2 separate regions of the Homo sapiens genome follow, and region 2 is linked to region 1. Evidence: chromatin loops called from intact Hi-C (ENCODE). Cell type or tissue: B cell. All regions are shown on one strand. Links, peaks and the distances in the headings refer to the core of each region. The heading gives the core; the rest is flanking DNA.

Evidence for each region. Hi-C counts contacts between places; a loop is a spot of excess contacts. Peaks named below come from ENCODE experiments on the same cell type or tissue, not always from the same donor. Only the 100,000 strongest peaks of a DNase experiment are listed, where the experiment ranks them.
Region 2: it touches region 1 in a loop (5-fold over the local background); 2 of 110 quality-filtered maps call a loop at or near these places.

What each region holds. Positions count from the first base shown.
Region 1 is chr5:108,906,056-108,917,239 of GRCh38, forward strand. All of the region lies in intron 10 of FER (FER tyrosine kinase), which reads left to right. Among named protein-coding and RNA genes, the nearest start is that of FER, 160 kb to the left of the region's middle. In B cell, for the core only: no CTCF peak of the experiment used is centred there; a DNase peak (open chromatin) is centred at 5,166.
Region 2 is chr5:108,854,162-108,865,345 of GRCh38, forward strand. All of the region lies in intron 5 of FER (FER tyrosine kinase), which reads left to right. Among named protein-coding and RNA genes, the nearest start is that of FER, 110 kb to the left of the region's middle. In B cell, for the core only: no CTCF peak of the experiment used is centred there; a DNase peak (open chromatin) is centred at 4,970; H3K4me3 peaks cover 399 bases.

The sequences.
Region 1 (11,184 bases), core at 1,412-9,411:
GCAGGGTATAAGCCAAGTTATGGGACTTTTTCTGTCCCCATTTCCCAGTGTGTAAAATGAGATTACTGTGTTACCCACTCTTGGGTTTGTTGCAGGAATAGTTAAGTTTATACATTTAAAGCATGCAGAACAGTGCTTGTCACTTAGTAAACTAGTATTGTCTAATATTTGATTATTTGATGAAACATCACAGAAACAATAATAAGTTAATGTGTGTGCTTACTTTTTTGCTGGTCTTTTTTTCCCTGTTCTTGATGTTATTTTTTCATTAAGCATAAATCCTTCCTTTTAAAAATGCAAACTATTAATTTTTAGATGATAGGTAAGCATGTTTGTGATCTACTCTTCTCTGTACTTGAAATATTGTTGTCTTTTAGCCACAATAGATTGGAAAACATTTTTTAAAAAACTGTCATGTAATTAACTTACGACTTATGCATTACCTTTATAATAGCCCTTTTATGACGTTATTAGAGTTGATCAGCTAATTTTTCAAATATTTTTAGTGTTACTAGTTTATTAGAAGTCTGCTTTTTTCCTTTCTCATACATTATTAAAGTTTGTGTTTAAATTTTTACATGATGCAATTTTTATAAAAAATAGTACATAATCCCATTATTTTAATGTTACTTTTATAGTTTAATTTGAATGAAAGAAAAAAATCCCTAAGTACAATTATATCTTAAGATTATTCATTACTAAAATAATATATATATATGTTTAAATTTGCTGTTATGGAAAATAACAGCTTTTGATACTCATAATACTTCCTTTTAACAATTCTCCTTTCTGCCATCTTATGCAATACCATGATTTTATTCATTCTACCAGTTGAAACCTGTTTTTTCCATTTCCTTTGGTCCCTTTCTCTCAGTATTGTTCAAAGTCTATCTTTCTAACAGTGGTGTAGGGTGGAAAAAATTGTGGGAATTGGAGTCACATTATCCTGGGTTTAATTGCCTTTAGGTGGATTTTCACCCGCTAAACTACAATGTCTTCATCGGTAAAATCTAATTAATAATATACACTTCATAGGATTGTTGGATGTATTTATGAATGAATGTAAAAACAATATACAGCTCCAGATACAATTAGGAAGGTGCTTAATGCACATTTGGTTTTTGTTCCTTTTATTTCCCCTTTTTCTCCATTTCCTTTTTCCCTCTTTTTTTTGTCTCTTCCACCTTTTTCCTCCCTCCTCTGCCTTCTCATTAAACACAATTAGCCAACTTCTTTTCTTTTCTTTTCTTTTTTTTTGAGATGGAGTCTCACTCTGTTGCCCAGGCTGGAGTGCAGTGGCGGGATCTCGGTTCACTGAAACCTCTGCCTCCTGGGTTCAAGCAATTCTTGGGCTCAGCCTTCCGAGTAGCTGGGATTACAGGTGCTGCCACCACACCCAGCTAATTTTTTTGTATTTTTGATAGAGACGGGGTTTTATCATCTTGTTCAGGCTGGTCTTGAGCTCCTGACTTAGGGATCCACCCGCCTCGGCCTCCCAAAGTGCTGGGATTATAGGAGTGAGCCCCTGGGCCCGGCCACAGTTAACCAACTTCTGTAAGTATCTAGTGCCATGGATGTAGATAACCTGGAATAGTAGACAGAGTCTCTGCACTCTTAGATCTACATTCAGCAAGCAGAAAATTGCAATAAACAAATGATTAACAAGAAAACATCAGATAGAACTAAGTACTCTGATGAAATTAATCATTAATATTCCTTAGGCTTCAGTATTTAACACTCAGTCTTCAGTTTGTTTTCTTTTCTTTGTATTCAGGTATCAGTGGATTTTTTTTTCTTTTGTCATGATTTAGACATCAATTGATTGACACCCAAATGTACATTTTCGAGAAAATTGAGAGTACTGGAATACCACTCCAGATAAAGACAAAAAATGAAAGCAGAGAGAAAGTTAAGTGATTTAAGCAAGTTCATGCAGAAAAGGTTAAATGTAGTAAAACATTTTAGTTTATTGAGAACAATTTCATTATTATTTATATACCAATTAGATTTTCTTCCTTTGATTTTCATTTTTAGATTAACTGTTTACCTGATAGAGGTAGTATTACCTGGCGTTCGTTTTGTGTTAATTAAAAAACAAAAACTTTGGACTATGATGATGTAGCTTAATGCGGATATATTGTTTGAGAAACTGAACAGAAATTTAATTACCGGAAAAAGGAATAAAAGATATTTAAATGCATGGCTAATTTGCTGTAATAACTGTTAAAAAATTTTTTAAAAACCTTTTTCCTTCCCTTACATTGCTATAACGAAATAATAGCTGTTAAGAATGAAATTGCTAAAGAAATTTCTATTCATAGATTAATAGTTCTTTTTTCTGCCTATACAATAGTTTTTGGGTGCTCATTAAAAAATATTAATAAATCAATCAAAAGTAATTACTTGGCATATAAACCATCACATAACATGTTCAAGTCATTTTGTTACGATTTTTAAAAATAATTTCATTTTCTTCAACCTGAAAAAAGTCATTCCAGCCTATACAATTTGGTTGCTAATCTCTCTATTAAACTGTGTAGTATTTGTTTTAAAATTTGTATTTGCTGAGGCAGGAGAATGCTGTGAACCCGGGAGGCGGAGCTTGCAGTGAGCCGAGATGGCGCCATTGCACTCTAGCCTGGGCGAGTGAGCGAGACTCCGTCTCAAAAAAAAAAAAAAAAAAAATTTATATTTGAAGGCCAGGTGTGGTGGCTGGCTCATGCCTGTAATCTCTGTACTTTCAGAGGCCAAGGTGGGTGGATCGCTTGAGCTCAGAAGTTCTAGACTAGCCTGGGCCACATGGAGAAACCCTGTATCTACAAAAAGTAAAAAATTAGCTGGGTGTGGTGGCACGTGCCTGTAGTCCTCAGGAGACTAAGGTGGGACGATGGCTTGAGCCCAGGAGGCAGAGGTTGCAGTGAGCCAAGATGACATCACTGTTCTCCAGCCTGGGCAACAGAACCAGACCCTGTGTTAGAAAACAAACAAAACAATTATGTTTGAAGATGTTCTATCTGGCGGCTTAATTGTGGGTAGATTTTTGACAATGTATGTAGTGAAGGATTTATATGTTTTTGTCTCCAAAATCTTGTGTCTTGAATTTTGATAATTATTTTATGACATTAATTTCTTTAACTGAAAGTTTTTATAAAGAGAATGTGTGAATGTTATGATTTATTGCTTCATTTGGTACCAGATGAATTTTAAATCCTTTTTTTTATTATAGTATTGTGCAGAAAGTTGTTTCTCATTATACATATTTAAAAGCTTAAGGATCCACTGTTAATTTTTTAAATCATCGGTTTACTTCGCAAATCACAGATGAAGGATGTGATCTGAAACTAAGGAAAGGTTTTCTCTATCACAGTGTATCTAGAGATCTTTGAGAGTAGAGGCTAAGTTTTCTTGAAAATTCTCAAGGTTGTGTAAAAAAATCATTTGTTCCTTGGAAGGAGAAACAACTCATTCCAAAGTATCAGTTACACTTCTATTCTATATTTAACTATATGGTATATGTTGTCAGAGGACTGTAAGAAGAATATAAACAAATTCAGATGTTTAAATCTGTCTTCTTTTTGAAACTTGAATTAATGCTGTCATACTGGTGATGTTAGAAAAAAAACATTTGAACAGCTGGAAGGGTACCACATAGTTAAGAAACAATCTTCGGACAGACTAATAGAGAAGAATACTTCGGTGAAGTAAACTCCAATGTATATGTATTTATATATGTATCATATATATACTTATATATAAATAAAATAATATTTTGAGGAAAACAAAACTTTTTATGTTGGATAAATATCAATTTTGATTTTAAACTTATGCTACATAAAGAGGAAATTTCAGATGTATTAAATACTCAAATATTTTTAAAAAGCCACAAAACTACTAGAAGAAAATATTACTGAACATTTTCCTATGTTGGAAAATAAACTGAATTAAAATGCAGGATAAAAACTGGGAATAATATGTACTGCTCTTGTGACAAAGTATTAATGTTTGTAAATATATAAGTAGATCATCCAAATTGGTTTAGAAAAAAGTAATGCACCAATTAAAAATGGACAAAGATTATGAATAAGATATTCATAATAGATTAAATATAAATTTTTGTAAGATATTTAAAAACTTTTCAAGCCACTAGTAATGAAAATAATGATTAAGAAATGCAATTAGAAATTAATGAACTGTTAAACTTGTCTATCATCATCTACAGTGGCTTCCTTCGAACCTGCTCTCTACTCTAGCCAAAGTTATCTTTTAAAATTTCACATCAGCCAGTCTGGTTATAGTGGTCTCAACAAGAATGGGTACAGTGGCTTTTTATGACTTTCAGGTGAAACACCAAATTTCTTGACCACACTTAGCATAATTTCCCTATTCTTTGGAAGGCTTTTACTTTTTTTAAAAAAAAGGTTTGTTTAAAAATTTAATTCCATTTTAGATTCAGTAGGTATATGTGCAGGTTTGTTACATGAATATATTGTATAATGGTGGGGTTTGGGCTTCTAGTATACCCATCACCCAAATAGTGAACATTGTACCACATAGGTAATTTTCAACCCCCTCCGCTTCTCCCACTTCGCCCTTTAGGAGTCCCCAGTGTCTATTATTTTCAGCTTTATGTCCAATATACCCATTATTTAGCCCCTGCTTATAAGTGAGAACATACGGTATTTGATTTTCTATTTCTGAGTTTTTTCACTTAGGATGATGGATCATGGCCTCCAGCTCCATCTAGTTGCTGCAAAGGACATTATTTCATTATTTTTTATGGCTGCATAGTATTCCATAGGGTATATATACCACATTTCCTTTATCCAATCAACTATTGGTGGATATTTAGGTTGATTCCATGACTTTGCTATTGTGAAGAGTATTACAATAAACATATGAGTGTAGGTGTCTTTTTGATATAATACCCAGTAGTGGGATTACTGGGTCAAATAGTAGTAGTTCTATTTTTAGTTCTTTGAAAAATTCTCCATGTTGTTTTCCATAGAAGTTTAACTAATTTACATTCCCACCAACAGTGCATAACATTTTCTTTTCACCACATCCGCACTAGCATCTGTTGTTTTTTGACTTTTTCAACATAGCCATTCTGACTGACGTAAAATGATATCTCATTGTGGTTTTAATTTGCATTTCTCTGATGATTAGTGATGTTGAGGTTTTTTTCATATATTTCTTGGTCATGTGTATGTCTTCTTTTGAGAAATGTGTGTTCATGTCGTTTGCCCACTTTTTAATGGAGTTGTTCATTTTTTTCTTGTGTTGTTTCAGTTCCCTATAGATTCTGGATATTAGTACTTTGTTAGAGTCATAACTTGCAAATATTTTCTCCTATACTGTAGATTGTGTGTTTGTTCTGTTGATTATTTATTTTGATGTATAAAAACTTTCTAGTTTAAGTCTCATTTATCTATGTTTGTTTTTGTTGCATTTGCTTTTGGGGTTGTTGTCATAAATTCTTCGTGTAGGCCAATGTCTGGAAGAGTGTTTCTTAGGTTTTCTTCTGGAATTTTTATAGTTTCAGGTTTACGTTTGAGTCTTTAATCCATCTCGAGTTAATTTTTGTATATGGTGAGAGATAGGGGTCTAGTTTTATTCTTTTGCATATTGCTAGCCAATTTTCAGAGCACCATTTATTGGATAGGGTAGCCTTTCCTCACTGTTTATTTTTGTGAACTTTGTCAAAGGTCAGTTGGTTGTAGGTAGATGGCTTTATTTCTGGGTTCTCTGTTCTGTTTCATTGATCTGTGTCTATATTTGTACAAGTATCATGCAGTTTTAGTTATGATATGGTTTGGCTGTGTCCCCACCCAAATCTCATCTTGAATTGTAGCTCCCACAATTCCCACGTGTTGTGGCAGGTACCTGGTTGGAGATAATTGAATCACGAGGGCAGTTTTCCCCATACTGTTCTTGTGATAGTGAATAATTGTTACAGGATCTGATGGTTTTATAAGGGGTTTCCTCTTTTGCTTGGCTCTCATTCTCTCGTCTGCTGCCATGTAAGAAGTGCCTTTCGCCTTCTGCCTTCCACCATAATTGTGAGGCCTCCTCAGCCACTTGGAACTGTGAGTAAAGCCTCTTTTTCTTCATAAATTACCCAGTCTCAGGTATGTCTTTATTAGCAGTGTGAAAACGGACTAATACAAGTTACTTTAGCCTTGTAGTATAATTTAAAGTCAGGTAATATGATGCCTCCAGATTTGTTGTTTTTGCTTAGGATTAAACAACAAATTTCTTTAAGTGACCTGCCTAAAGGGTTTACCTTGTCTGGCTCCTACCATGGACTTTTTTTGTTTTTTCTTGAGACAGAGTCTCGCTCTTGTCACCCAGGCTGGAGTGCAGTGGCACAATCTTGGCTCACTGCAACCTCTGTCTCCCAGGTTCAAGAGATTCTCATGCCTCAGCCTCTCAAGTAGCTGGGATTACAGGTGCCCACCACCAAGCCTGGCTAATTTTTGTATTTTTAGTAGAGACTGGGTTTTGCCATGTTGGCCAGGCTGGTTTCGAACTCTGACCTCAGGTGATCCACCTGCCTCGACCTTCTAAAGTGCTGAGATTGACTACAGGTGTGAGCCACTGTGCGTGGCCCTATGAACTCTTACTAATCTGAATGGATACTGGTTGTAATCACAGACATGACGCTATGAAAGAAGAGCAAAACAAGAAAGGAAGATATAAGGATTGAAGGCCTGGGAAAAAAATTTGGGGGGTATTACCTGGGCTGGTTGTATCAATTCAGTTATGAACAAGTGTAGTTGGAGTAAGTAGCTATCAAGTGTGGTCTGAAATCTTACAAGTGAAGAAATTCTGACTGGTAAGTTCCAAGTTAAAAATGGTAGAATGAGTTACTGAAGTTGAGCCTAGATGAGTACTCTTGGAGATGAAGCCATCCAAGGAACTTTGAGGCCTTGGGTATAAGAATCATTTATGATATTGTTGGGGGTTGAGCTGGAAAGAAAATAATCTTAAGCTACTTGCCAAATACAAATACCTCAGTAAATGAAAGGGAGTGTCTGAGAGGTAGATGAGAGTATTGAGAATGTAAATATCCACAAATGGTTTCATTTATGCTATTATTATACCTACTGCATCTCTTATAATTATTTTCTATATAAACTTTTACTGCTTAACACAGTACCTGGCAAAGAGTAGGTACTCGATAAATTTTTCTTTGAACATGCTTGATATTGCAAAATGAAACCATCAGCATTTAGGTTGCAGTTTTTAGTTAAATGTGTGACTCACTCTACATATTCCTTGTATATAAATACCAAACAAAAACAAAACACTAAGCTAATGTATAGGGGTAAATTAGTCTAGTATCTGTGTGATAAAGTAATAAACTCATAATTCTGACAGAAAGGAAAGGATGCAGAGTGATAGTCTTGACTAACATAGCTATCATTTATAGATAGGCAAAGTAGAAATTTGGCATACTGTGTTATTTAAGCAGGGCCAGAATGAACTATGTCCTCTAAAATATCTTAGCCACAACCACTACTTTGGAAAGCCTATTGGGCAGTGTCTACTAAAGAAGGAAATGTGTACACCCTGTGACTCAGTATATCTGCTCCTGGATATATACTCAATAGAAATACATACATATGCTCTCAAAAAGGCATGTACAAGAATATTCACAGGAGCACAATTTATAATGACCCCAGCTAGAAACTGTCCAGATGTCAGTCAACAGTAGAATACATAAATTGTGGGATACTTACCCAATGGGATACTCCGCAGTAATGAAAATGAACAGATTACAACTACATGCAGCAGTATGGCTGAATCTTACAAAAATAATGCTAAGTGAAAAGACACCAGACATTACATATTCTGTGATTCCATTTATATGGAGCTCAAAAAAATGTAAAAGTAATCAATGACATTCGATTTTAGAATAGTGGTTCCCCTTGGTAGGGTGGGTGTAGTGACTGAAAGGGGCCACACAAGACACTTCTAGAGTATAGACAGTGACTTGTTTCTTGATCTGTGTTCTGGTTACAGGGACTTTTTCAATCTGCAAAAATTTATAACCTGCACACTTTTGATTTGTAAACTTTGCTATATTCATCTTGTACTTCAATGAAAAAATTTAGAAAAAAATTGTTCTAACTTAGCATAGGACCAAAATGAAAGCATGCTTAACTTGTCTCTCTGTGTGTGTGTGTGTGTGTGTGTGTGTGTGTATGTGTTAGATTGTGTGTTGAGCTTTCTATGGCTATCTTTTCAGAATTATCTGGGAGAAGGAGGAGCTTTTTAAACCATATATGCCATACTTACTTTTCTCTGTTACCGACTCTCTAACCATTATTATTACGTTTCTTCTATGGACTATGTACCTCTTATTCTTTCTCTTTTACTGAGAAACTATAGTTCGCTATTATTTTTGATAACAAAGTGTTGTATTCTTCAGATCTCTTGTGGTTGAAAAATAATGACTTTTGGGCAAAGGATTTTTGTCTTAAAGATCCTTATTAAATTCTGAATGCCTCTTGGAGAAGTAGCATGTTAAGCATCATCAGACATTAATATGTACCTCAATTCAGGGGCTTGAGGAATGCAGGAGCGGTGAAATCAGCATGGAAGTAGATAGCACAAGCATGTGAAATGATACTTTGAAGTAGTCTTTATTCTGATAGGCAGGCTAGTGAGGGGCATAGTGCTGGAAGGGAAGGTGAGAAGTTGCTGATGATTAATTTAGCCCATTTCACAAATTTGTGTAAGCCTAGCTCTTCCCTTTTCAAAAGTAATTTAGGTTAAGATAAGTATATAGGAAAAAATAATTTAGAATAGAGGAGAAGGCTTGGGAAAAGCTCTTGAAATTTTGGAAAGAAGAACTCATTTCTTTTCTGTGGTATAGCCAGGAATGGTGGTGGCTACAGGGTTTAGCAAGGACAAGGAGGATATGGGTTAGGCATGTAACTTGGAAGGAGTTGAAGTAAAGTAGGATATGGATTATGAAAGACACCTGGTTTCAGAAGTCAGTGAACAAAGGACTAAGAAGGTTAGGTAGAGATGGAATCCAGTTGGTAAGAAAAAGCTTTAGTTGTCTTTTGAGAGATTTGGTTAACCTAAGAGTCTCCAGAACCTTAGTCATTACAAATAGCTACTTTTGGCCCGGCCCAGTGGCTCATGCCTGTAATCCCAGCACTTTGGGAGGCTGAGGCAGTTGGATCACCTGAGGTCAGGAGTTTGAGACCAGCCTGGCCAATGTGGTGAAATCCCGTCTCTACTAAAAATACAAAAATTAGCCAGGCGTGGTGGTGTCACCTGTAATCCCAGCTACTCGAGAGGCTGAGGCAGGAGAAACGCTTGAACCCAGGAGGCAGAGGATGCATGAGCCGAGATTGCCCCATCAATCAAAATTGACACTCCATCTCAAAACAAAAACAAAAACAAAAAACAAATAACTACTTTCTGAAACTCTGGTAGTTAAATGGCTCTTGTTTGTTTCTTTATAATAAGGCACAGTTTTTATGGAGCCTGAGCGTTGTTCTTATTCCACAAAGGACTTTTTTTTTTTTGGCAAGGGGATAAATTACTCTGTCCTAATTAAAATTTAATTTTGATGGGAACTCTTTTCTCTCCCCCAGTTTTTTGTTGCTAAGGCCATTAAGGAAGAATTAAGAAAGAGGGAAAAGGAGATATGTGTCAGGAGAAAGGTAGCAAAAGAAACAGGTGAGGGAAGGAAGAAGATCAGTAAAGAAAGGTGAGGAAGATGAAAGGTAAAGAACAGAAGAGAAAGAAAATACAGGAATGAGAGGCAGATAAAAGGACAAACAAAAAGGGAGTAGGAAAAAGGAGATGAAGAAGAGGGTCTGAGGTAAGAAAAGCTTTTCATTCCCTCTTCTTTCACTTTTCCCATACTCCCCTGCTTGACACAGGGTACTATGATATGACCCACTTCCCTCTTCTCTCCTGCTTTACTCTCCAGGTTTCCATTTTTATTGACTACTGACTTGTGAACTTTTCCTCTGTTTCTTTTTTAAACTGGAGCTGTACAAGGTAAGAATTCATAGACAAAAGGCATTGATTATATTTGCATTCTCAAATTAAAAATATTTGGAATTTAAAATAAAAATATTTATTGAACCAATCTTACCTAAAGGTGTCAAAACTCTTCCTTTATAGTTTAATAAAATCTAACATATGGATCCAATTTGTGGTTCAGATACTTAGGAAAATTCATTATTATACTTGATTCAAGTTTTACATCAACAGCCTAGTATAAAATTTTTAGAAAATTTGTTTATCTGTACTTACTTGATTCATTCCAAATTGTTGATTCCCAAAGTTTTTATTGGGAGGTATTTAATAAGATAAAATGAAATGGGAAATTTAGATGTTTACCTTAATAATTTGGGTACCCCCCCGACCCCCTGCCAAACAGAAATCTGAAATGTAATTAATTGTAGCATTGGATCGGGAGGGGCCTGGATGAGTATAGACTTGCGTTATATATATAGTTACTTCAATTATCTATTAATTATGTTGTGGGTATTTAGATATAGCTTATGTTCACAGTATTATATAATTATTACAGATAGCTGTATTTTTTGATATAGTGAACCTTTTCCAATTTTATTACTTATAAAATATTCATAGTCTTTGCTATTTATTAGGCCCCAGTGTAGGTGTGTTATTATAAAAGAAAATTGCCAGAAAACTCTATCATGTTCGCTCATGGGTTGGATGGCATAAGATGAAATTCAAATAATCATGAAAACTCTTACTGAGATTCGTTTTTGTTCTCCCTTTGTGTATAATAGAATCATATAGACTTTTTGGATAACTGCCAACAATTTCATATTATATTTGATCATGTTTTCCAGGATTTAATTCCTGTATTAAATCTAATACAAATTAATTGAACATAGGATTCTATATTTTGATCAGTTAGCATTTTCTAGTGTGATACAGTATTCTGTATCATCTTTCATTCATATAATTGTCTTTGTGTATTAAACATGTATTTAATCAGAAAATTTCATTGCCAGTCTTTATAAAATAATAATGACAATCCACGAGGCTTTCTTCTATTCCAGAGAACTATGATACAAAGATGATATGTAGATACGTTGATTTTGACTTTTTTGCTAGCTATTTAACTCAACAGAAATTAATACCTATGTGCTTTCTAGCATTTAGAGGCCTCATTTTAAC
Region 2 (11,184 bases), core at 1,279-9,278, 52 kb before region 1:
AACTGATCAATACATAACTTTATTTTATGTATGTTTTCATTTAAAGACACCTAATTTAACATTGAACTCACAACCAATGGTGCTATAACTGATGGCTAAATGAAACTTATCTAGTACAGGTATCTTCTCTTAAAGGGTCATCACAGCCTTTTTGAGTGTACGACCATTATACTTCGGCACTAGAGCCGTTTCAAACAGTGAAATCACCAACAAAATTCACAAAAATGTGAAAATTGCACCACATAGACTGCAAATTGTTTACAGTTGTGAAAGCTGAAACAAAAAGTGGAGCCTAACTTTGTTCAACCTCAGCTAAGAACCTGTGCCTTTACTCAAATTTTTTGCTGCTCTGCACATGGCATGCCTGTAACTGACCTGGAATGCAATGCATGTATTGTTTTGGGGGTTTTAAAGAAATTTTACCCAGTAGGTAAATTCAGGAATGCAGCTTTCACAAATAATGAAAATCTACCATATATTGAAAGTAGAGCGGGCTGGACGTGGTGGCTCATGCCTGTAATCCCAGCATTTTGGGAGGCCGAGGCAGATGGATCACTTGAGGCCAGGAGTTCAAGACCAACCTGGCCACTGGCCATCATGGTGAAACCGTGTCTCTACTAAAAATACAAAAAATTAACCAGGCCTGGTGGCACACGCCTATAGTCCCAGCTACTAGGGAGGCTGAGGCACCAGAATTGCCTGACCCAGGAGGCGGAGGTTGCAGTGAGCCAAGATTGCCCCCACTGCACTCCAGCTGGGCTGACAGAGCAGCAAGACCCTGTCTCAAAAAAAAAAAAAAAAAAAAAAAAAAGCGTAGAGGATTTGCCATTGAATTGGATGTAGTTTGTGAGAGAAAGAAGAAAAGACTGATTCCAAGATTTTTGGCCTGAGCAACTGGAAGAATGGCATTATTATTAACTGAAATGGGAAAAATGTGGGAAGACTGGTTTTTAGAGTCTTATTAGATACTCAAGTGGAACTGTTGAATTAAATCTCTAGTTCAGCAGTTCCAGGGAGAGGTCTGGAGTAGAACTATAAATATGAAATGTTAATTGTCATTTAAAGCCATGAGATTTTATGACATTACCAGTAATATAAATGAAGATAAAAAAGAGAAGAGTCTTAACAAAGACTGAGCCCAACATTAAGAAGTCAGCGAAATAAAGAGTTAAAAAGAATACAAAAGACCGGCCGGGCGCGGTGGCTCACGCCTGTAATCCCAGCACTTTGGGAGGCCGAGGCGGGCAGATGACAAGGTCAGGAGATCGAGACCACGGTGAAATCCCGTCTCTGCTAAAAAATACAAAAAATTAGCCGGGCGCGGTGGTGGGCGCCTGTAGTCCCAGCTACTCGGGAGGCTGAGGCAGGAGAATGGCGTGAACCCGGGAGGCGGAACTTGCAGTGAGCCAAGATCGCGCCACTGCACTCCAGCGAAAAAAAAAAAAAAAAGAATACAAAAGACCAATGTAAAAGGAAAACTAAGTGAATGTACTATTCTGGAAGACAGATGTGGGAAGATAGGTTTCAAGGAAGAGCAAGTGATCAACTAGGTTGAATACTGCTAAAACATAAGGTGAGGATTAAGATTTGGAGTTAGCAAAGTGTAGGTTATTGGTGATTTTGACAAGAGAAGTTTCAGTGGAGTAGTACAGGGAAAACCCTAAATGGGCTGGGTTTAAGAAAGAAGGAGAAAAAAGAAACTGGAGATAACTAGTATCAGTTTTGCGGTAAAGGGGAGGAATGAAATACGGAATTAACTGGAAGAAGTGTAGTAAAGGGAGGATTTTTTTTTTTTTTCAAGATTGGGAGCTATTACAGCTTGTTTACTGATGGAAGTGCACTTCTAGGGAAGGAAAAACAGTTGAGGCAGCAGGAATGAAGGAAGAATTGCTGGAGAAATGTCCCTGAGTAGGTGAGAGAGGATACATCTAGTACCCCAATAAATAGATTAGTCTTCACTTTGAACAAGGACAGTTTATTCATAGTAATAGCTTAGGAGAGATGGAGAGATATAAATTCAGATAAAAAGGTTAGATATGCTGGTGAAAGCTTATGGAAGTTCTCTTCAGAGTAATTTTTAAAAATGGGGTTCACAGACTCCCTCTTCACACTAATATGGTTCAGATTTCAAAATCATAAGGTACAAACCATTAAGTATACAATGAAAAAGTTTTTTTTCCCACTCATTATTCATTTTTTTCCTCCAGAGGCAACAGATATTATCTGCTTTTTCTAGAGATATTTTATGCATAACATGTAGCTTTTAAGCCAGTTTGTTAAGTGTGTTCATCAACTTATTAGATACCTTTCGTATCATAGTACATATTAGGAGTTGGAGGTTAGTATGTGTTTGTTTATGCTAAATTAATGATGATCTCTACATTTTTGATACAGTCATATCCTAACATGATGACTATTTGGTCAGCTTTCATTTTAATTTTCGTATCCAGTATCTTTTAGGAAGAGACTATAACTGTGCATCCCTCACATAACCTAGGACACCATGGATTGTAGATAAACATTTAAAGGATGAATGCCCTAAATTTTCTGTAAATGTTGTTCTTCCACACACTCGACTAGTCTTCTAAAGTAGAGTTAAATCTTTTTTTTTTCAGTGTGACTTCTTTGTGTGTTAATATTACGTGTAGTGGAAACATACCTGCTAGGAGACATACAAATTAAAACTAAATTTTCTTTTCTGAACTAGGAAATCAGTGTTTTGATATTTAAAGAACAAATTGTTGAGGTTTCTTATCTGTAGGCTAAATAATACCAGTTCTTTAGATACAATGAATATTCTGATACTTTAAAATTTTGATCCAATTTTCACAGCTTTCTTTTAACTATATTTTAACGTCATTTCAGTCCTAGAGAAATGTTGAAAGAATAGTAGAAAGAATTCCCATATACCGTTCACTCATGTTTCCCAAATGTTCACATTTTACCACATTTGCTTTATGCTTTTCTGTCTCTGTATGTGGTGCATACATATATATGCATGTGTGTGTATGTGTAAATATAAAAACGTAAATGTATATTTATTCAGTTGTCATATCTTTTTAGTTGCCTTTACACTGGAACAGTTAATAGTCTTTATGGTTCACAAAACATTGACATTTTTGAGCAGTATAGAACAGTTATTTTATGGAGTATTCCTTGATTTGTTTTTCTGCATAATATTTATTTATTTTTCATAGGAATACCATAGAAATGATGTTCTGTTGTTGGTGCTTTATATCAGGTCCATGATGTCAGTTCATCCCATTATTGGATATTAATTTGATCATTGGAGTAAGGTGGTATACGCTTGATTTCTCCACACTTAAGTTACATTTTCATTTTTCTTTTTGTTAATAAGTATTGTAGGGAAAACGTTGACGCTATGTAAATACGGTGTTACTCTTCAGATTTTCACCCACTAGTTTTTATGTCTATCAATGGTTCCTGCCTAAATCATTTATTATTATGGCAATTGTGAAATGGTAATTTTCTAATTCAATTATTCCTTTTACATTTATTAATTTGTTTTTAATATAAGGAAGGGCTTTCCCCTCCTGTTTATTTTTTAAATTTATGTATTAATTTAATGTATTAGAATGAACTCACAGATTCTGATTTTTATTCATGGATTATAATTTTATACTATCATAATGATATACTATCATGCTCGGATTTGGCCAGTGGGAGCCACTTCAAACTGGCTCCTCTGTCCTTTTGACACATTCCTATCATTCATTGAATACGTATTTTCTGGCTCATCTTATACTTTTCCTACTTCAGGTTCCATTTCTCTATGAAACCCTAGTTCCTTTTAGTGGAGAATTATATTTGGAAAACAGTATCTGGCCATTGGTGTGCTCATTGCTAGTGGAGTATCTTATTCTAGGTCCTGTTAATTGACAGACACAGGAAATAAGCAACACGTACACATTCATGTACACCTGTGCTTTCTTCTGTTATCTATTGGTCTGTCTAGGGATACACTGAGGGGTTCACATTGATACTTCAAATTCTAGTCCAATACCATACAGTTTATTCCTCCTCTTCCTATTTATATATTTGCAACTGCTTTCTCTGGCAGTGAGAAACCTAGCTTCTGTTGTTCACAATATTTTACTTACTTGCTCAAATGCTAGAATACACAGAAAGTAATTTCAGTATTGCTAACTCATGCCTCTGAAAAATGAAACTTAAAGACTACAGTTTGGTATTTGTTTAAAGCTTTTTTTGTCTTTAGCTTTCTATTGTAATCAAATACTGTTTTCCAAAGTTACTTAGTTTTTTACAAAGTTACTTCCCTACTCCTTTTAGTGTGGTTAGTGTTATTCACTGGAAATACAGTTTGGTTCATTTGTTTCTGTTGTATCTCATTTTATTTTCCCCCCTCCCTCTTATCCTTGTTAATTTTGTTTATTTATTTCTATGTGAAACTTTAGTGATTCCAAAAGTTAATACTGTTCAAAACCATATAGGGAACTCAATCATTTTTATTTTCCTTTCTTTCTTACACAAAACTACGATTATATAATATTCTTTTTCCTTTGCTTCTCCATTGATAATGCATCTTGAAAATGACAACATTTGAGTTGGTAGACAGTTTTTTCATTTTTTTTTTTTTTTTTTTCTGTCCTCACAGTCTCTTGCTCGTTTTTTCATTCGTTTCAACAGCTGCATGCCACTTTATTTTAAGATTATTTAAGCCCTTTCCTACATATGGACATATAGCTTATTTCTGATTTTTCTAATTATATGTACTCCTACTATAAATAACCTTATGTATGTGTTTTGTATGTGTGTGTGTTTGTGTGTGTGATTGGAGATATGAATTCCCAAAAGTGTGATATAAATTCCAAGAAGTGTGATGGCTGGGTTAAAAGGTATACTTACATGTGATTTTGTTAGATATTGCCAAATTTCCTTCTATAAGGATTATACCAATTTGCATTTCTACTAGAAATGTATGAATGTTTTTTCTCCACATCCTCGCCAACAGAGTGTTTCTCAATTTGGTAGATGAGACATAGTATCTCACTTCCTCTTTTCTTTAACTCTTACATTGCTGTCACTGCTGTGATCTACCACTACAGTTTTTCAGTATTTTCACAAGTAGAGCAGACCTTCTTTTTCTGATGGTTGTTTTTAGATCAGTCTTAAGCATTCTGCTGTTTCTTCTCTTCACCCCGACCCCTGCCTCACCCCCCAACACCCACCTCCAACCAACCCACCCAACAGCATTTGGTCTTCGTAAAGGCTTGCTTTGGGAGGGGGAGAGATCATTTGTAGAGATTTGGTGTTTACTTTTCTACTCATAGCCAATTTAAAATTTGGACTTTCTGTGCCTGTTATGCTGAGGGTATGAGTTATGTTTTTCATTTTGTTCTTTATTATATTTTTGGGTAATATGTGGGAGATTCAGAATTATGCTGCTGCCATATCCCAGCTACCCAGAACTCCCTCATTCACAGTATTAGGAAATTATGGAATGTAGATTTGGACATGGTACATCATTCACTTTACAGGTTGTTAGAAGACTGTGGATCAATTGAATGTAGCAATCACTATATGCAAGGAAATTATATTACACAGAGTTTGAGAACTTGCTCTTTAAAGGTGTTTTATATTGAATTTTTAAATAAAGTATCACTATTTCAGTTCTCTGAACAGTTCAAAACCCATAAAATGTTTAGTAAATGTTTCTTGATAAATCAAATTTTCTTATGCCAGGAAATTTATTAAAAGTAGCAAGATATGTATATACCTATTATTATTATTATTATTATTATTATTATTATTATTTTGAGATGGAGTCTCTCTCTGTCGCCCAGGCTGGAGTGCAGTTGTGCGATCTCGGCTCACTGCAACCTCCACCTCCCGGGTTCCAGTGATTGTCCTGCCTCAGCCTCCCAAGTAGCTGGGACTACAGGTGTGCACCACCACGCCCAGCTAATTTTTGTATTTTTTAAGAGAGACAGGGTTTCACCATATTGGCCAGGCTGGTCTCAAACTCCTGACCTCATGATCCTTCCACCTCAGTCCCCCAAAGTGCTGGGATTACAGATGTGAGCCACTGTGCCTGGCCATACCTATTTTTGTTTTTAATGCTTTATAGGAGCATATAAACACAAACATTTTCTTTTTGTCTTTCCAAATTCTGTGCTTTATTTAGCCTTTGCTATTAACTGCATTTTGTCAGTTTTCTGCCATTTAATCTACATTACAACCCAGTGAATTAGAAAGGGCAGATAATTTAATTCCTATGTTTAAAAATCAGAAACTAAAATTTAGATTAAATGTTTTGCTTGGGGCTGCACATCTAATCAAAGGAAAAGCTGAGACTAGTACTGACTTTTTAACATTGTTCTTGTCAGAACCACACTGAGTAAAAAAGGTAGCTCCTTCATTGTTTCTACATATCACACTTGAATTTAACTTCCATGTGAAAAAAACATGTGTATACATTTGACCCAAGTAACTATAAGTTAAGATGAATTCCTGTTCATTTTCTTCATACTCAGTGTGCCTAGGATAGCGAGTGTAGAGTAATAAGTAAAATTGTGAAATTGAGCAGCGTATTAGTCTGTTTTCACACTGCTATAAAGACATATAATTACTGGGTAATTTATAAAGAAAAGAGGTTTAATTGGCTCACAGTTCCACATTGCTGGGGAGGCCTCAGGAAACTTACAATCATGGTGGAAGAGGAAGAGGCATGACTTCATGGTGGCAGGTGAGAGAGACTGAGCAAGAGTAGGGAAAACTGCCTTGTAAAACCACCAGATCTTCTGAGAACTCACTATCACAAGAACAGCATGGGGGTAAAAATACCCCTTCATGATTTAACCACCTTCCACCTGGTCCTTCCCTTGATACATGGGAATTATAGGGATTATAATTCCAGATGAGATTTGGGTGGGGACATAGAGCCAAACCATATTAACAAGGAATGTTCTGAAAGAAAGGAAAATTGTAAGGTGGTGGAATGTTTAGTTATCCAAATCAAAGCAGAGTCTACTTGTAGGCACTTTATTTTTAGAAAATAATCACTTCTTATTTATTATCAGCAGGTTTCTACCATAATTCGCAAATGGCAAACACTTCAGAAGTTTATAATAAAAAAAGTGACTTTTTAGACTAGCTTAATGAGTAGTCTAGCCTTTCTCTTGTAAATGTCAAACTTACATAATTGAGTTTTGCTAGCTTCATAATATTGTTGATGGCATGATATGTTGTTTATGCATTCTGTTATTACAAAACATTAAATAGATTTGTCAACAAGTTGTGGCAAACAAATTATAATTTAATCTCTTTGTGAATTTTATTATGTGGAGGAGGAAAAATTGGATGTTTTCCTCCTTGTTGATTGACATGTAGAACACTCATGCCCTGCTCCAATGCCTGTCATCATTTAAAGAAAAAAGAAAAAAAGCACACAAAACAAAGATAGGATACTGTGTCTGTTGAATGAAAAATAAGAATTTTTTCATTCTATGTACTTCACGTTAATTTTAAGAGCATATGCATTTATTTAAAAGTTAAGAAAGTATATTAGTGATCTAAGATATTTCGAAGTAAATAGAATTGTATTAGGTTATTTTTTGCAATAATTTTGTTAAGTAAAAGGAATTTTAAAATTTTTATTTGTAACATTGGTTTTTATATGGTATTAACATTTCTGAAATTGACTTATGTATCCTGTATAGCACCCTAAACATTTATTTTAAAACAAATCAGTAAAAAGTAACATAGAATCCCTTTCCAAATCATGGTAAGTGAGCATGTTTTTAAAACTCTTTGTTTTTACCTGCAAGGGAAGGAGATAACAGATTGATTGATAATGTGCATGCATAAGTATGCCTTATAACCAAATGTAGAAGTGTATGTGAGCTGTGGAGTACTCCTCCCCAAAATCTGTCAAAACATAACCTGAAATCTGGTTTTAAACCTGAAAGTGGTTTTGAGAATTTATTATTATTATTTTAATACAATAGATTCTGCATTGGATATTTCCAAAGGCAGTAAATATTTTTGTAATTGTTATTAATGACCATTGGTAAGCTGTTGGTGATTAAATTTTGGCTCTAATGACTTCAGGCTGTTTGTCATATACTATATTTAATAAAGAAAAAGGTATCTGGGAAATTCTTAACTTCTCTAATGTTATCTTGGAGCATAAAATCTTACTGAGTTGAGTGTTGTATGTTTAGTGAATCATTTTACACCAGCTAGAAAGACAGATGGGTAGTGTGCAGTTTAAATATCTGTGCAAATGAGAGGACAGATGGGTGGTTTAAATGGTTTAAATGTCTCAATGAAAATGTGTAGAGAGATTGTCTTCTGAAGTTAGACTAAAAAATTCAGGGAATTAATTAGGAATAATAGTTAATATAACAAAATAAAATTTTTAAATAAGAGGCAAAATATGGAATTCAGTGAATTGATTATACCTTTTGAACTGACAGTAAAAAGTAACATCTTAGAACACAGTACTCAAATACACTTGCATGGTAACTGCCTGTTTTGTTTTCTTATTATGAACATGTGGACTGTGGAAAGTGTCTTTATTACTTGGAATTAACTTATCTGGTTAATTGTACCTGACCTTTTGAACTGTTGTCAGAATTAATTTGTTCAATTTCAAGTAGTTAACAGAAACTTAAACTAGCTTAAAAATGGTGAGTAAAAAAAAAAACCAGACTAAAAACCAAAAACCTTGAAATGGGCCTCAGAAAAGGCAGCTTCTGTAGCAGGAGTTAGTGAACTTTTACTCTTATTCAGGAATTAATATGACTTAGCTTCTAGCCAAAATATTGGTTCCTATATTGTCAGGTATGTACCTTAGATCTTGGATGTCAGCTCCATGTAGGAGCCTCCTCCTAACTTGTGTGGGTGGGGACAAAAAGGGGTGATCACTTTTAGATGGAAGGCTGTGGGCTGGCCATAGATATGTCAGTTGCACTGACCTTTTTTTTTGTTTGTTTGACAGAGTCTAGCTCTGTTGCCCAGGCTGGAGTGAAGAGGCTTGATCTTGGTTCACTGCAACCTCCGCCTCCTGGGTTAAAGTGATTCTCCTGCCTCAGCCTCCCGATTGGCTGGGACCACAGGCATGCACCACCACACCTGGCTACTTGTTTTGTATTTTAGTAGAGATGGGGTTTCACTGTGTTGGCCAGGCTGGCCTCGAACTCCTGACCTCAAGTAATCCGCCCGCCTCGGCCTCTGAAAGTGTTGGGATTACACGTGAGCTGCTGCACCCAGGCAATTGCATTGACTTTTGGGGACTTTTAATGAAATATATTCTGTAAGAAGAATGCTAAGTAGTAATATTCATGGATAAAAATGCTATTGTATTATTCTATGAAAAATTATTAGTAACTGATCATGTGGGAGGATATGTTCCTTAGAACATTAAAAATCATTCATGGTTAGTATTACTGAAGTTATTTTATTAATTGCTAAGTTAAAAAATTGTGCCAAGTGTCATGCAGAGTGAGATAAATCTTCTCTAGGGATTTATTTTAACTGAGGCAAAAAATTTACTGATTTCTGATAAACATTAAAAAAATTCAAATAGATTAGAATTTTTGAAAAAATCACTGGGCATACCTCATAGTAAGGAGAATAATCATTTTATATTACATTTATATAAACACATATTTGATTATTTACTGGTTCATGACATAAAATATATTATCTTGTGGGTGGTAGTCAAAAAGTTTGAAAAGTATTACTTTAGTGATTCAAGTTTTTTTCTTTCTTTCTGATTTTCTTCAGGTGAGAACTAAATTAATGTACTTGCTTCCCTCCTGCCACTCTAGTTTTAGAACATGTTTCTCTTCAGCAGTGACAGGGGTTAGAGATACTCAGGTGAAAAGATTATTTTCTTATTAAGAAGTTCTTTATGTTATAAAGTGAAATAGATTATCTGGGTAACATTTTGTTAAAAACTTGGACAGTTATTAATATCCTCATGTGCAAGAGCCAGTGAATGGACAATGGGTACAGAATTAAACTCTTTAAAAAAATTATGTGTTGCTCCATAGAAGTCAGTGGTGATTCTAGTATTTGTGAACTCTAGAATTTATTGATAGTAGAGACATACAAGTCTGCCAGAAGGTTTGTTTCTGTTTATACGATGTGGATGTAGTTCCTGAGCATCAGAATTGGAGGGATGATGAGAAAGCAAGGGAATTCTATTTCTCATTCTGTTGTTCTTCCTAGGAATGGTCTGAGGTCTGAAATTGTCCCTCTTTGCAAAAACCCTCACCTTTTCTCTGCTCTTTGCTCTGGGGTACTGAGATTCTTAAATGAGGAATACTCAGATGGTTGCTGAGCCTAAGCAGAATGGCAACAGAAGGGAGCCTGCCGTCAAAAATTCTCAACTTAAGATCTGTTTCTGTTTCAGCTTTCTACATATGGCTAGCCAGTTTTCCCAGCACCATTTATTAAATAGGGAATCCTTTCCCCAGTGCTTGTTTTTGTCAGGGTTGTCAAAGATCAGATGGTTGTAGATATGCGGCATTATTTCTAAGGGCTCTGTTCTGTTCCATTGGTCTATATCTCTGTTTTGGTACCAGTACCATGCTGTTTTGGTTACAGTAGCCTTGTAGTATAGTTTGAAGTCAGGTAGCATGATGCCTCCAGCTTTGTTCTTTTGGCTTAGGGTTGACTTGGCAATGTGGGCTCTTTTTTGGTTCCATATGAACTTTAAAGTAGTTTTTTCCAATTCTTTGAAGAAAGTCATTGGTAGCTTGATGGGGATGGCATTGAATCTATAAATTACCTTGGGCAGTATGGCCATTTTCACGATATTGATTCTTCCTACCCATGAGCATGGAATGTTCTTCCATTTGTTTGTATCCTCTTTTATTTCATTGAGCAGTGGTTTGTTGTTCTCCTTGAAGAGGTCCTTCACGTCCCTTGTAAGTTGGATTCCTAAGTATTTTATTCTCTTTGAAGCAATTGTGAATGGGAGTTCACTCATGATTTGGCTCTCTGTCTGTTATTGGTGTATAAGAATGCTTGTGATTTTTGCACATTGATTTTGTATCCTGAGACTTTGCTGAAGTTGCCTATCAGCTTAAGGAGATTTTGGGCTGAGATGATGGGGTTTTCTAAATAAACAATCATGTCATCTGCAAACAGGGACAATTTGACTTCCTCTTTTCCTAATTGAATACCCTCTAT